Linked DNA regions of Homo sapiens: region 1 is linked to region 2. Evidence: chromatin loops called from intact Hi-C (ENCODE). Cell type or tissue: endothelial cell of umbilical vein. All regions are shown on one strand.

Evidence for each region. A loop is a pair of places that touch in the nucleus more often than their neighbours do. Peaks named below come from ENCODE experiments on the same cell type or tissue, not always from the same donor. Only the 100,000 strongest peaks of a DNase experiment are listed, where the experiment ranks them.
Region 1: it touches region 2 in a loop (8-fold over the local background); 2 of 110 quality-filtered maps call a loop at or near these places.

The regions. Positions count from the first base shown.
Region 1 is chr15:61,048,284-61,056,283 of GRCh38, reverse strand. The region is part of intron 1 of RORA (RAR related orphan receptor A); the gene reads left to right. The region is part of intron 1 of LOC107984805 (a long non-coding RNA gene); the gene reads left to right. Among named protein-coding and RNA genes, the nearest start is that of RORA, 180 kb to the left of the region's middle. RefSeq lists a silencer at 6,161-6,320. In endothelial cell of umbilical vein, a CTCF peak has its summit at 4,607 (motif pointing right); a DNase peak (open chromatin) is centred at 4,633.
Region 2 is chr15:60,748,888-60,756,887 of GRCh38, reverse strand. All of the region lies in intron 1 of RORA (RAR related orphan receptor A), which reads left to right. Among named protein-coding and RNA genes, the nearest start is that of RORA-AS4, 11 kb to the left of the region's middle. RefSeq lists a silencer at 5,162-5,356. In endothelial cell of umbilical vein, no CTCF peak of the experiment used is centred here; a DNase peak (open chromatin) is centred at 4,167; H3K4me3 peaks cover 241 bases; H3K27ac peaks cover 1,445 bases.

The DNA.
Region 1 (8,000 bases), 300 kb before region 2:
ATAACCACCTCACAGGATTTAGGGTAGTGCTAAATGAGAAAGCCCATGTAGGAATACTTACTGTCGGAGCCAGCAAATTCATAGCGCACACTCCAAAACGGGTGCTCACTATTGACAATGTCATTTCCTGGTTTCTTATTTTTTGATTAGCTCTTTTCTTTAATCTGCTTTCATTCTTAATATGTCTCTTTTCCTTTTTAAAGCATAGAAGTAGTATGTGGGTCTTTTATGAATTTGGGTTGATAGCTGATTAATTGAATATTTAAGAGTTGTTTATTGCTTGTAAACAGCATGGTTTTCTAAGACATTGCATTTAATTAAAGCATGCTTTTCAATAACACTAGTTACCTTGACCAAACTGGAGTTACTGCTTCACATAAAGGACTATTACCTGTCAAGAGACATTTACTCTGCTGGATGAAGAACTGAGGAAGAGTGTCATGACGTTAATTATTTAAAGGCACTTTTCTGAAAACGTGTCTCAAATCCTAATGATTCTGTTCTTTGCCTATAAACATTAGCGATGCCATTCTACACTTTTCACTGAAATGGTTCTAAAAATATAGGAGGGAAATTTTGATGTGTGATAAAAGTTCAGGATGATCACATTTTTCTGCCTGTGTACTTTTGCTTAGTATTACTTTGAAAAACCAGCTGGAATTTTTGAAGCAGCCTCCGTTTTGCTAAAGTCATTTTGTAGGGTGGGCCTAATAATGGCCTGGCACAGGACCTGAACATCGAAAACACCTAAAGAACCTGACACACCTGCAAGGCATTGTAGGGGCGGGAGAGACGGTAGAGAAGTGAGATGAGTGTGTTTTCTTTGGGAAAATAAGTGATTTTTGCTGAACAGCTTAAGGCACTCTGTAAACATTAGCCAAAAAATAAATATTAATTCTCACTGTGGCCTCGGTCCCTTAGTGAAGCCATGCTTACTCCAGGAACTGCTGCGATGAAGAGTGGTGAAAATTCTGAATGAAAAGCAGCCCTCAAAAACGTTAAAACCCATGCTATTAAGCTTTACACCAAAAAATAAATTCGAATTTTTAAAAAGTGAGAAATGGGGAAAAGAAGAGGAGGCTTAGGATGGTCAAGTGGCACCTTTAGCACCTTGTACTTAACCAGATAAGTTCAAGACTGTGTTTTAGGCCGGGCACGGTGGCTCACACCTATAATCCCAGCACTTTGGGAAGCCAAGGCAGGTGGATCCCTTGAGCCCAGGAGTTCGAGACCAGTCTGGGCAACATAGTGAAACCCTGTCTCTACTAAAAATACAAAAATTAGCCAGACGTGGTGGTGTGCACCTGTAGTCCCAGCTATTCAGGAAGCTGAGGTGGGAGGATTGATTGAGCTCAGGAGGTGGAAGCTACACGGAGCCGTGATCTCACCCCTGCACTCCAGCCTGGGCAACAGAGTGAGACGCTGCCTCACTGCTCCCCCACCAAAAAAAAAAAAAACAAAAAACAAAAAACAAAAAAAAACTGTTTTAAATGCATGATGAAAGTTAAAGGGAGAGTCAACCATTGTTTGATTAGTACAGCCCAAAGAATTTGGCCATTTACAAACAGTGCCTTGTCTCGTAGTGTCATTTACCTATATTATTCATATACCACCAGCACCTCAAAAGTAATTAGAGTATCTAAAATAATATACTAGTGATAGGAAATAAATGTAAAAATCCTCATTGAAGGGACCTTATTAGATGCTAATTATTGCTTGGAGCCTAAATCAAAAGGCCTGATGTTTCTTGTGCCTCAGTGAGGATGAGAAATCCAGGGGCTTTGGGTTCCAATCCTGTTGCTATGCCCCTAGCCCTACTGTCTTAATTATTCCTGCTGTCCTCTGATTTCCTCCTCTCTAAGGGAAGTCACAGTATCATTTGAGACATTTAAGAAGAAGAGTATAGCTGTGCTAACTAATGAAGATTAATTCTGTTGCATCTATGGGAGAACATTTTTTTTTTTTTTCAGAAAATGAAAGTTCTTTTCAAATGTTTAGTTTCCCATCTTATTCTTTCTGTTCCTCACATTACCATACGTTTCCTCTTGTGTTCAGGAAAAACTACATACATGTAAAAGCAACAATTAAGTATGAAGATGCTGGCCAAAGTGATCCTTAAACATTTCCATTTATTCGTCATCATCCTTTAATTTTATTTTCCTTCATGCTCAATCCAAGTGGATTTGCTTGAAACAAACTACAGTTTTCCAAGTCACACCTACCACCCAGCAGCTTTGGGATAAAAATGTAATGTAGTCTATTTTACTTTGAAAGGATTCCTTTATTTACTTTGAAAGGATTCCTTTTTCAAGAAATAGCTTTGGAGAAAACAAACAAAGAAAATAACCAAAATAAACTGTCCCTAACTCCTTTTCCTTGAGTATTGAATTTTCTGAAGGAAACCCTCCCTGAAGAATGTTTATATATATATATATCATGAAGTCTAAACACTCTTCATGCTGTGTAGATTCTTAACGGAGCACATTTGTTTGAACCTATGCCCAACGTTAACACTACTTGATATCTGGCTACAAAAATACCCATCAGCTGTGTCGTCTCCCTGTAGCCCCTTGAAAAGGGAGAAGCAAGAATTTGTTTTCTTGAGGCATTCTCAAAGACCGCATACCCAGGCTTTGTTGCTGGGATTCTACCTCTTTCTCCTGGTCTTTGCTCTTCCCTGGACACCAGATCCAGATCCAGATCCAGGTCCAGGAGGGACCAGGAAATCAGGAGGGTCATCCTGGCATCTGCCCATTTGTAGCTGATCAGAGCCTTCATGGCAGCCATGGAAATCATCGTGAAACTGTATTCACAACCCCGTGCCTTCTCGCTGAGCTTTCTCTGCTGCCCAAGGGGTTACCTGTGTGAGGCCTAATTACATCTGGACAGGCAGGCGGCAGAGACAACCCAGGGCCTTTGTCCTTTTTGTCAGTGTGAGTCAGTAGGCTACCATGGAGTCTCCCGGGAAGGGGGTGGGTGTTGGGGGGCAAAAGCCTGATTTTTGTGTTCAAAAAAAAAAATGTTTTTGCAGCTGACAGCTGTATGCAAACAGTAACAGTACATTACAATGAACACCTTAAAATATGAGGAATCAAGACTGTTGACTTTGGGTGAAAAGCGAGTGATTCAGGACCAAGTGATTGAGTAGCTCCGATCAGGTCTGGTTTTATCTCTTCCTGATAACACAGCATTGGTTGTTACAGGGACAAAAGCAGGAGTGATGTATTTGGCTAAATCTTTAATCAATAAAATAGATTAAGGATCATGAATATGGAGTTTTCTTTTCCCCTTAGGATACTTTACTTATACTGTGCTACAATTTAGTCCCAAAGCACTTTCAGTGAATTAGGAAAAGCTGTCACTTCCTTAATCTTGTACCGGCGAACAGCTAGGTCAGCGAGGTACAGGCTGGACACTTTTGTGCAGGGTACATCCAAGCCAACTGTACGTGGCATGCTGCTGAAGTTTTCATCTTCGCGTCTTTCTTCCCTGTTGGTCTCTTTGTACCTCTTTTCTGCTTTTGTCTTATTGATGAACTGTATAATACCAATCAAGAGTGCATGGAAATATACTATTACTTACAGTAGAAACAGTCAGTGAGGGAACCAACTACTCAGTCTCAAAATGCGCTCTCAGAATATCTGGAATGTTTCCCACAGAATTGGTGATGTGTAGAAACAGGCTGTCTTTGATCTGGTAAAGCAAATCCATTTTCAGAAGCTACAATCTGATAAATATCATTCATCCTCCATTTCTCTCCTGGAGTGATGTTTTCCTTTCTTACGGAAAACACATAGCCATAGCTTACTTGTATCAGCATCGTACGATACTAGAACCACTACGCGAAAGCAGTGTCAGTGGCACCACTGGAGTTAACTGTAATTCAAAGGAGCAAAAGCATTACGTATGAGGCTTTCCCATCCTGACTTCTAGAATTCTAGCTTTCCAGTGGACCTCTTGCAAGGAATCTGAAATAGAGAAAGAAACAAAAATATGTAGTATAATTTCACCAGAGTTTTTCCTCAACCTTAATAAGGCTTAAAAGGCCTTTCCCTCCACTGCTGTGTTTGGGAGTGGAGGAGAGTTCCTATTAAATGAAAACACTGATCATTCTCTGTGTGCATAAGCTGCACCCACATAACACTAATGGTTAGCACCTTTAACTCTTGCACTCTGGGATGTAGGACAGATCCTCACCAGGCATCCTCTGTCTTTTCTGTTTCTGACTGCAGACGATAGCATTTCTATTTAGTTTAGAAAGCAGCAGGTGCTGTGTGCATAAGACTTCCAGGCTGCACAAGAAAGCAAGCAGGTTATTGCAGCCACAATAGGATGTAAGAGGAGGTGCACCCTCCCTTTCTGCTGAAAGGCAGAAATGGAGGAGGGGAAGTGTCTGTTGTATGTTCCTTGGTAATTCGTGCTGCAGAGTTGGACTGCTCCCTCTTAGCTTGAAGACACTCATGTCCCCTGAGGCTCACGGGAATGGTCAGTGAGGCCACAAGAAATGTTTTGAAGCCCAGGCGGAGACTTCAGATTCCTTTGCATGTAGAAGTGTTGGCCAAAAATAGCAAATACCAGTCCTTTCCGAAGCCTCTCCCACTCTCTGGGATGCAGACAGTACAGGCAAGCATCACTAGGTGGCACAGCTGTCCTGGTGTCTTACTCTCATGGAGCCACACTTAAAACTGCTGTGGGATGCTTTGATGAAATACCCGATAGGATTCCTGTCCAGAAGGTGCCAATACAGAGCATTCAGGTCAAGTGGAGGATTCTTTTCGCAGGGGATCACTGGATTGACTCTAGGAGAAAGAGAAGCTATGCATGCCGCAAACACCTGCACACCACCATTCATCCTGCCCAGGCTGCTGCTGAGTGGAGCTCAGGCTTGCAAGTTTGTGGATCAGTGTGCCCCACAAAGCGTGCTTATCTCTGCCTCACCCCCTAGGGGGAGTGGGGATAGGGGTAGTGGAAAGTAGGTAGCCAGCCCCTACTTTCTGCTGTTCCCACTCCAAAATGTACATATTTGTCAAAACCTTCCAGATTCCTTCTGAGTGGAGGATGTGGCAGTATCACCTTCTGTCTACCCTGAGTGCCTCACTCCCCTCTTCCTTCTGCCATCCTTCCACACCCTGCTCAGATGCAGCCTTCTGAAGATCAGTCCAGCCCACGATACCCTCCCTGCCACCTGAGGTGCCATAGCATTACGTTGTGTGGTTGTTGAGTCAGCAAACATGGGCTGTGTGTCAGAGCCTAGAGAGCACTACCCTCTCCACTACTTCTGTCACCTCTGGGGAAATGCAGAGGATATATGCTGCCCCTAAGCAGCAGCCACTATAACGTGGTGGTTAGCTGACCAACAGACTTGTTTTGGCTCTTGTTCACCACCTACTAGGTATGTGCTTTATTTTAATAAGTTAGTCAACCTAAGACTTGGTTTCCTCACCCATAAACTGGGATAATAATAGTACCTATTCATTATGATAAGAATTAAAGAGCAATCCTTCATGGAAAGCAACTGGGATGGTGCCTGGCACATAGTAAGTGCTCAATAAAGCAGGTCTTACTCTTATCGCAGGAGAAGGTATCACAGCCAAGACCAACCCCTGACTCTTGTGACTCTGCGCCCTGTGTATGTTTTACTCTTACACATGCTTGCATTCTTTCTACTATGCCATATTGCCTCCTCTTAGTGTTTAGAACATCTCTTGCCCCCCAGTTGTTTGTGCCTTGAGTTCTCTTTTTCACAAACTAGCTTGGGAGCTCCCTGAAGACAGAGACCATATAGAATTACACAGTGTCCTTCTACTTTATTGTCACGATGCTTTAAGAGAGTTATTGACTGTAATTATTAAATTCTAACCATGGAAAACTTCTCAATGTTGACTTTAAAAATTGTTTGAAATTTTTTAGAATTATTGATATCATGAGTGAAGTAGGTTCCCAAACTATATTTCAGAGGACAAAGTTTGTACACGTTTTCCGTAAAGGGCCAAAGAGTAAATATTTTAGACTTTGTGAGCCACGGGTGCGTGTCTCATGACTCATCGCTGCGGCTGCAGTGTGAAAGCAGCCATGGACGGCATGTACACAAATGAGGTTGGCTGTGGGCAGTGAAAATTTACGAAAACAAGCAGTGGCCAGATCAGACCACATGGGCAGTAGTTTTCTGACCCCTGCTCTAGGAGGTGATAAAAAGTGTTCAGGGAAATGGGTTCTGTGGTCATATCAAACGTGTTGGCTATATATTGATTTGAGTCATCTCACTGCACAGCACTCATTACCATATTAAAAGCCTCTGAGAAGTCCTGCAGTTAAGAAGTACTTGGGCCGAGTGCCGTGGCTCACACCTGTAATCCCAGCACTTTGGGAGGCTGAGGCAGGCAGATCACTAGGTCAGGAGTTCGAGACCATTCTGGCTAACACAGTGAAACCTCGTTTCTACTAAAAATATGAAAAATTAGCCGGGTGTGGTGGTGTGCGCCTATAATCCCAGCGACTCAGGAGGCTGAGGCAGGAGAATCACTTGAACCCGGGAGGCGGAGGTTGCAGTGAGCTGAGATCATGCCATTGCACTCCAGCCTAGGCGACAGAGGGAGACTCCATCTCAGAAAGAAAAAAAGAAAAAAGAAAGAAAGAAGTACCTGTAGCTTTGTCTGACCTATAGTTTCCCCACTTCCGTAAGTGTGGAATATATTGTCCATAGCCTATCAGTGCGTTAACATCCTGCAGACTGGTACTCCTCATGCTACCAGTTAGAAATGCTGGATTTTTTTATGTTGACTCACAAAAGTCCACCTACTGTATTTTTTATGGTAGCATCTTTGCATTTATAGTATTATTATTTTCGTTTGAGGACATGGACTTGTATGATCACTGAATTCTGCAACTTTGTGTTTGTCCACCGAAAGAATTTGGCACCTCATCAGAAACGAGCCTCATGCATTAAATCCAAATGGGAGGATGTTAGACGGGGGGATATCACCATGCTCATCTCTGTGCTGAGCTCCAACGTAAGTGGGAGTTCTGAGAAGCCGTGTGGTTTAATACATCTGTCTCCTTGGCTGCTGTGCCAGCTTTTCATGACAGTGCTTTTCATCATCTGAAACATGTAATTGCTTTTGACGACAACAAGAGAATTGTGGCAGGAGAACTCTCCGCAGTTTCCGAAAACACTGAGCCTCCAGCATTTCAGGTCCAGTCAACTTCAGCAGATGTGGTGTTGGGACACGAGGGTGTTCAGATGTGTGGGGGTGTCCAAGGGGGAATGATTCAGAGCCACTGCCTCAGTTTTTAAAGTAAGGATTCGTGGATAGTCTTTGTCCCCAGTACAAAGGCATAGCGGAAAACCAAAGTGGAAGATGGTGTGGAGGAAGAGGTTCAAAGGTGATTTTGTTTTTTGCATCAGGATGATCCTTGACTGTGTCTGAGGCCAAAAGTAAGTCTTGACTCCCATGAAACTCCAGGAAATGGCCGGCACTTGAAGAGCCGTAAAGAAGCAGCCCAGACCTCACTCTCCTGCCAGCCCCTACTTAAAACCACCCCTTAGGCTTCCCACACAGATGAGAATTGTTCAGGGGGACTCTATGGGTCCTGTTGGACTCGACGTCAAAGTGTCCTGAGTCCTGAGCTTATGACATTTCTACAACTGCACACAGCAGCAGATAGTCCCTGTCAGGCAGAATAATCGGAAACAGGCTGGCTTCTCCGCCATGACGCTCACCGGGCTTTCAGGGCAGGGGCTGTCACGAAGATATCTGGGGTGTGGGGCAAAAGGAAAAACAGTTCCCCCGGGACAGGAGTCTTGTCCTCTCTGCCGTGTGACTCTTGACAGAGGGCAGAGACCCTGCATCTGGAGTGTGCCTGTGCCTCTCTCACCTCCATGGTCTTGCTGAGCCGCTAATGCCTCAGAAGGCCTGGCTCACTGGAAAGATGAAACCAGGACACAGTGTTCAGGTCTCGTTTCCTGGGATAAAGTGGGTACTCAGGTAAGCAGAACTGGA
Region 2 (8,000 bases):
TTATGTAAGAAATGACCATTTATGAAACATACATTAAAATGACATCTATTAGTGTGCTTAGTTTGGCAACTAAATAAATATTGAACTGTAGGTTGAAATTTAACTGTGTCTCATAGTATCAAAAGTAGTCAAAAACAGACAAAATCTGCCTTTACAACTAATGCTAGAAAAGCTTACATTTTGGGTAAAAACATGTGATTTATTTTTATTCTTTGTTTATTTCTAGTGAAATAAAAGAGGATTTCTGGCTGCTATTAGTAAACACATCTATACAAAAAATTAAAAGCCAAACTGGATATAAGCAACACCAAACTTTCCATTATTAACATTGATTTTTGAACTTAACGGAGAGATCTTAATGGGTTATGTGACAGGTAAATGCAATTCTGAAATCCAGTGAAGAATACTTTGACATATATTTATAAAGTTATCATCAGATGCACAGTCTTTATAAACTTTTCAAATTTTACTTCAGAATTCTTCTACTATTTGTCATTACCAAAAACCCGCTGTGGGTAAGAATCAGACAACTTAATCAATTAAACAATTAACCAAAAATAAACATTTTAAATTGCCTCGTCATTCAGTTGCCACAATAACTGGTAACATTCAGCTCCTCACCCAATGGTGGAGGGTGACGAAGTCATGAGCACAGGTAGGTGATGCCAAACTCTGCTCTTTTAAATGAAAACCATATGTAATTATTCACTACATTCATCCAGTTATTTAAGTAGAAATTAAAATATCTGCTATTATCACCTTTAATGATATGAACATTGCAGAAACTTTTTTTGTGAAACCCTGGGTTTCCCTCAGTTTGGGAGCTGTCACTTAGGAGAAGGTGGAGATATTGAGGGATGATAAGCCCCACAAGGGCAAGGATTTCGTTTTGTTCACTGCTACATCCCCTGTACCAGGACGGTGCCTGGCACAGCACAGACACTTTGCAGATATTCAGTGAATAAATGAATGAGTGAATGAATGAATGCAGGTTAAGCCGAAGTCAGAGTTTTCTGCAGAGGTATGGAATGGAGTGGACATGATTTGCATGGAGGAGAGAAACTGCTGCAAGAACAAGAGAGGGAACAAACAGGAGATGAGTTAGCAAACAACCTTGTAGGTGAAAAGGCAGATCGTTTCCATGAAGAACAATCATGTATCCCACAACCATTTCTTGAACAGCTTCTATGTGTTGGGTTTGTGGAAAATGCTATGGGATTCAGAGATGAAAAAGACTCAGCTCTCTGCTGGAGAGGATGTGGAGAAATAGGAACACTTTTACACTGTTGGTGGGACTGTAAACTAGTTCAACCATTGTGAAAGTCGGTGTGGCGATTCCTCAGGGATCTAGAACCAGAAATACCATTTGACCCAGCCATCCCATTACTGGGTATATACCCAAAGGATTATAAATCATGCTGCTATAAAGACACATGCACACGTATGTTTATTGCGGCACTATTCACAATAGCAAAGACTTGGAACCAACCCAAATGTCCGACAATGATAGACTGGATTAAGAAAATGTGGCACATATACACCATAGAATACTATGCAGCCGTAAAAAAGGATGAGTTCATGTCCTTTGTAGGGACATGGATGAAGCTGGAAACCATCATTCTCAGCAAATTATAGCAAGGACAAAAAACCAAACACCACATGTTCTTATTCATAGGTGGGAATTGAACAATGAGAACACATGGACACAGGAAGGGGAACATCACACACCGGGGCCTGTTGTGGGGTGGGGGGAGGGGGGAGGGATAGCATTAGGAGATATACCTAATGCTAAATGACGAGTTAATGGGTGCAGCACACCAACATGGCACATGTATACATATGTAACAAACCTGCACACTGTGCACATGTGCCCTAAAACTTAAAGTATATATAAAAAAAAAAAAAGACTCAGCTCTCATCTTCAAGAAGTGCACTGAGTTTACGGGGATAATAAGAGAGATATCCATTCCAGACTGAGCATACACAACCCACATTCCACAGACATTAGAAGGAAAGAGAAAGGAGTCGAAGGGAAGTGCTAGCTTCAAGAAGCAAGAGAATGGAGCCCTATTTCCAGCTTTGCCACCAACTGGAAAGTCATTTGCCCTCTCTGGGTCCTAGTTTCCTCATCTGTATAAGAAAGGACTAGGACCAGAGCTCCTCCAATGTGCCTGTGCAGCAAACCTCTGACAGTCTATGGGATTTGGAAATTCAGAGGAGGTGGATGTCAATGTTGGCAGAGGTATTGTGGACATGTATCCTCAAGGATGTGGAAGTTGAGTTGTCCCTGAAGAATGAGGGAAGGGCGTCAAAGTTGGGGGTCAAGCATTTCAGGTAGAAGAACTAGGAAGGAATTAAGCCATGAGACTAAAACAGCCCTAATAATTTTTTGATGTCCATTTTATGAAGTAAGAGAAGTATGAACAAGCAGACTCAGATGATATGGATGCTACAGTACAGCTGGAATTAGCAAGAGTTTGTTTGGAACAAAGGGTCAAATTCATCTAACTGGAGTAATCCCAACTTTGGAAACCCCATATGTTGGTGTTAAGAGCAGTCTTCTAAAAGAGCTAAGTGAGAAGAATGCACAACGAAACCTCCATGGTAGTGAAACAATGATGTAAACAAAAGATGATGGGAAAATGTGACACGTTCTCACAAGGTGGAAAAGCAGCCGATGATTTTCAAAGCAGACAAATAAAAATACCTCATGCTATATTGTGAATATGGATTTCTACCCAAAAAGGGATGCCATTAGGACTCAAAAGACTAACACAATATAGGAAGTAACCATAATTCTATTGAGGCCAAAATTGAAAACATCATCCTTATTCAGACTCATTGAGAGGAGGTTGAGGAAGAAGAGCAAGTGAGTAGCCACGGACCAGTGTTCCGGGTCTGGGTCAAGGGCCTTGGCCAGTTGCTTAATGTTGGTCTCTTCATCTGTCCAGTGGGAGTAATAATACTTGCTCCACATGTATCGTGATGCTGTTACAAGGATCAAACGGGATAATAGAAGTGGATTTGCTTTAAAAAGAATCAAGTGCTGTAATCACTGGACTAAAGCAATAGAAATTCATGCATTTGTGATGTCTGTCTAGTATATGAACAGCTTGTGCAAACACACTTAAAGTAGTTCCTTGTATTTGCAGAGTGCTTCAGAGCTTGTCAGGTTCCAAAAAATATAAAGGGATATAGCATGGCTTTATATTCTGAAAACCTAGGTTTGGATTTCAATCTCATTGCTTCCTAGTGTGATTTGGCGTAGTGTTATTTAACACATCTGGGCTCAATTTCCTCATCTGTAAAATAGACAGAGATACCTACGCATGCATGGTGGTTGTGAAATTCACATGTGATAAGGGATGAAGGGTGGAGAGGTCAGTGCCTGCCCATGCAGGCCCTCAGAGCACACTGGCTGTTTTTATTTCCCTGTTCCGCTAGGACATAAGCTCCTAGGGCTGACCACGTCCATTGGTATTCCCAGTTACCAGCAGAGTTCCTGAGACAGAATTGGTGTTCGATAAATACTTGTTGAATGGATGGATTAACAGAATGAACGGATGGGTGAACACCCACCCTGTAACAGAGATGAAAGACGGTAATATCTGCTATCTTGGGTAAGAAAACCAAGGCTCAGAGAGTTGAAGTAACTGTTGAAGGTTCGTGTCAGAACTAAACTGCGAGTAGGACTTAAAGGGGTCCCTTTTCTACGCCATCCACGTGCTGCTCCCTGTTCTGAACCTCTAACCTTTGGTGGAATCATGGGCTACAGTTTTCTGAGCTGTTATTGTCATATCTTTTAGAAAACCAGAAGCAATAATATTTGCCTCTGCTTTATTTTTCTGGACTTTTGTTCAGGGCTCACAGAGTAAAAAAATTCAAGTCAACTTTTACATTCTTCTTGTTGTTTTGAAAAGGGGCCAAAAAGCAAAGCAAAGAAACATAAGCAAAATCTCAAATATCTTTGGTTTTGACAGTCCCTGGATGGCTGGACATAGCCCCAGGAAAATGAATCTAATCTGCACTGAAAGGTACAGTTTGTTTCTTTCTCCCACAGACAGACGGAAATGTGTGTTTGGGAGGCTGATTCATCCAATGGCCCCTGCACCAGGCCTGGGACCAGCGCTATTCATTATTTGCTCTGTTCCTCTTTCGTTTACAAGGTCAGAGTCGATGTTTTGGTTGTTTTCCCAGCAGTGCTCTACTGACCGACTTCGCTCTAATCCCTTGATGTCACTTAAATAAACTCGAGGCGGGTGGGGGTGGGGGGAGCAATTTGAGAACTCCAATGATTTCCTACCGCTGTTGTTCTCGGCGGCAAATTAATTTGATGCTGTTATGTAAGTGTAATCATCCTCTCTAATCACATCACAGGATTGGGAACTGCCAGAAATAACAGAAGGGAACATTGGAGATATCAAAGGGGAGCCACTAAAATAGATTGTTTATTTAGGTACCAAATTGAAACGCTATTATTGGGAGATGGAAAACAACCGTCGCCACACTTTCCTTTCACACGTCCCTGCGCTTTACATACTGTATTTGTCAGGATGCATCAGCCAGAAGGAAAAGGAAAGAGGAAATCAGAGCTTCCATTTGTGCCATCGGGAAGGAAATGGGGAAAGTCAGAGGTGTCTGAGCGTCAATGGGCTTTTGTTGGTGCGCAAAATTTTGGTTGTGATTACTGCTCTAAGACGCTTCTCTCTGCCTGATGTTCTTTCCTGATGTCTGCCCTCTCTCTTCTTTATTCTTTCCCATACTAGCCCATTGCCTTCTCCCTCCCCATTTTTTTTTTAGCAAGTCAAAGAAGACTCAGCCTAGCTCGGATGATCCTTCTCCACCTCCTTATTGATGGCCCTTCTCTCAAGTGATGGGGACCCTGGAGATAGGTTAAATGCATACAGCTTCCCTATCTCCTCACACATGTTGTCGGATCTCTTCCCAAACTCTTCTGCTTCTACCTAGACATGGAGTCATAGGGGTGAGAAATAAAGTCCCATCCTTACTTGGAGTGTTTTACAGAGTGGTCTATGCAGTTTTGGTAGAGGAGCTTAGAGGCCTGTTTTTGTTCCTCAGCTCTGTTCCTCCTCCCTGGGCAGATTGTTTACTGTTTCTGAGCCTCAGTTTCTTCATCTATAAGAAGGGATAGCGACACCAAGCTCAACCTGGTGCCGAGAGGATGCAGGAAGGTAACACCTGTGAAAGCCAGGCCCGCAGTGGTCAAGAAAGCAGGTGCTGGAGTCAGAGTCTGCAGTCAGAATTTGGGATCTGGGCCCCAGCACTACCACTCAGCTGCCCAGGACCTTGGTCAAGGTACTTATCTCTTTACACCTCAACATCATTTGTAAAGTGGGATAAAGAAAATACTGATCAAAATAGCCTGAGGGTTAAATAAACATGCATATTTTCAATGATTGGCATAGCGCCTGGTCTACTAAATGCTAGCTTATCGTCATTATTATTATTCTCATTGTTATTATTTATTGTTGTAATAGCAAAGCTTAATTAAATAATAATGATACTAATGATGGTGATCCGTTTCCTGCTAGTCCCACTTCTTATTCCCACCACTGATCTTCACGCAACTGCCAATTCCTCCTGATGTTATTTGCCATAAGTAATCAATACATGACAACAGGGTTAGAATCACTGTTGAAGGAGGCAGAACAAAGTGAACCATGGACAGGTTGTAGAGAGAGATGCCCCGCCATGGGGAGGGAAAGGACATTCAGCTGAAGGCTCTTAGGAGACATACTCCTTAGGGCCTCTGACTGTGGGCTGTCCCTGTTCTCCTGGTCTCCCAGGCCCTCTGCACTGTCTTGGATTCTGCTCCCCACCTGCCTTTCTTCCCTGCTCTCCTCACTGCCTGCCTGAAAATGCCTTCTGCCAGCCAAGTCCTCACAGTGGAGTGAAATAATCCTTTTACCGTGGGGTAACGAGAGGGACATCCAACCTGGAGTTGGAACTAAGGTGCTTGAATCCTTCCCTGCCCTTCGCCCCTCAGATGACTGTGTTTATGGACCTAGGTGGCTTTGTCTATGAAGCATGCATGGCACAGTGCCAGCCAATTCCCTCTTTCTGAAGCAACTGCTAGAATACTGAATACCTTCCCTGAAGGTAAAATACAAATATTTTTTAAGTGAAAAATGAAAATACATTTCTGAAACTGTTTTCTACATGCTGATCACAAAAGGGAATAGATTACTATCCATGGTCCTCTTTTGCTCTTTTTCCTCTAATCTAATCTCAGTTTGATGTCCTCTCTCCTTGAAAGATTATATACATAGAGAGCCTAATTATTAGGCTGCCCAAAACAGCTGCTATACCTGGACAGAACGCTCACTGAGGTTTGGTCACCAGACTCAGACAAGGTTGAACACGGTAGCATCTGGGACAAAAATATGCTTGCAAAAATATATTGAAACTGAAATTTTAAAAGGGATTCTTTCTCTGCTTCTGTTTTCTAAAGAAAATTATCTGCACAATTGTTCTCTGTATGTCACTTCATTTGACATGAACTTTTCAAACTGCAGGTTTTAGCTAGCTAGTTTATGCCTAAAACAAAGGAAATACTGATTGAGGAGACCAGTGGCATGGTGGAGAGTGAGTCCTTTCTCAGCTGTAGATATGACCTGGGTCTCCTAGGCTTTGGAGTCAGACTTTGGCTATGCCACTTTCTGGCTGTATGGCTTTGGGCAAATTACTTAACCTTTTTGAACCTCCATTTCCTCAACTGTAAATTGGAGCTGATAATAGTATCCATCTGTAGGGATGTAGTGAAGATAATATGAAATAATAAATGAAAAATACTTGGCACATAGAAAGGTTTTGATTAATATTAGCTATATTGTTTTTAAGACAGAGTCTTGCTCTGTTTGCCAGGCTGGCGTGCACTGGTGTACTCATGGCTCACCGCAGCCTCGACATTCCAGACTCAAGCAATTCTTCCACCTCAGCCTCCTGAGTAGCTGGGACTACAGGCGCACACTACCACGTCAGACTAATTTTTTGTAATTTGTAGTAGAGACGGGGTCTCACTATGTTGTCCAGGCTGATCTTGAACTCCTGGGCTCAAGCAATCCTCCTGCCTCGGCCTTCCAAAATGTTGGGATTACAGGTATGAGCCACCGCACCCAGCCCTAATATTAGCTATTATCGTTATTGTTTTTGTTATTTAGATTTAGATCTTTAGGTGCCTAAAATCAGGGAACAGAGTTTCTCTCCATCATATCCCCTGGTAAAAGGAGACAGTGTCTAAGTGTGCTAACAGACAGCCTGCAACATTTACCTGGGCAATTCTGGTTTGCATTTACTTTTTCCCACAAAGTTTAGTCCATTAATGTAAGGGTTACTTAAATTGATCATCAACTTATTCTCCCTCTCTTAGCTAGTGTAAATTAATCTCCTAAAATAGCTAAAACAGTTCAATATTTGACTACATATCATAACTCACCACCATAGAATATTAGTTAGAAAAAAATAAGCATTTACAGAAATCCCATTAATTTACATTTCATCCCTGCTTAGAGCAATTTGCAGTAATTCAATCTGGATCAGGCTACGTTAAGTTTTACATCTATGTTTTAGAGAAATAATTTACTGGAAGAATTAATGGTGCAAGTGAGATTGTAAGGGATGTACTAAACTTTTAAAGACAGTAAATATTTTTATAACAATAATAGTCTGTATGAAATTAAAATTTGTAATTTATAGGTGGATGTTGTTCAATGAAGGCATAGAGCCATGTTTCTCAAAATTCCATCCAAGAGAGAATAGGGGGAAAGACCACTGCTCATAAACTACACCCCACGACTTCTGAATCAGGATCCCTGGGGATGGACTCTAGGAATGTGCATTTTAACAAGCTCCCGGGGTGATTCTTATATTTACTAAAATTTATAATTATCTATTATACAAAATATTGACAATCACTTATACATTGATTAAGGTAACCGGGAAACTCCTTCACAGCTATCTAGAGTTCCTCCGTGTACTGG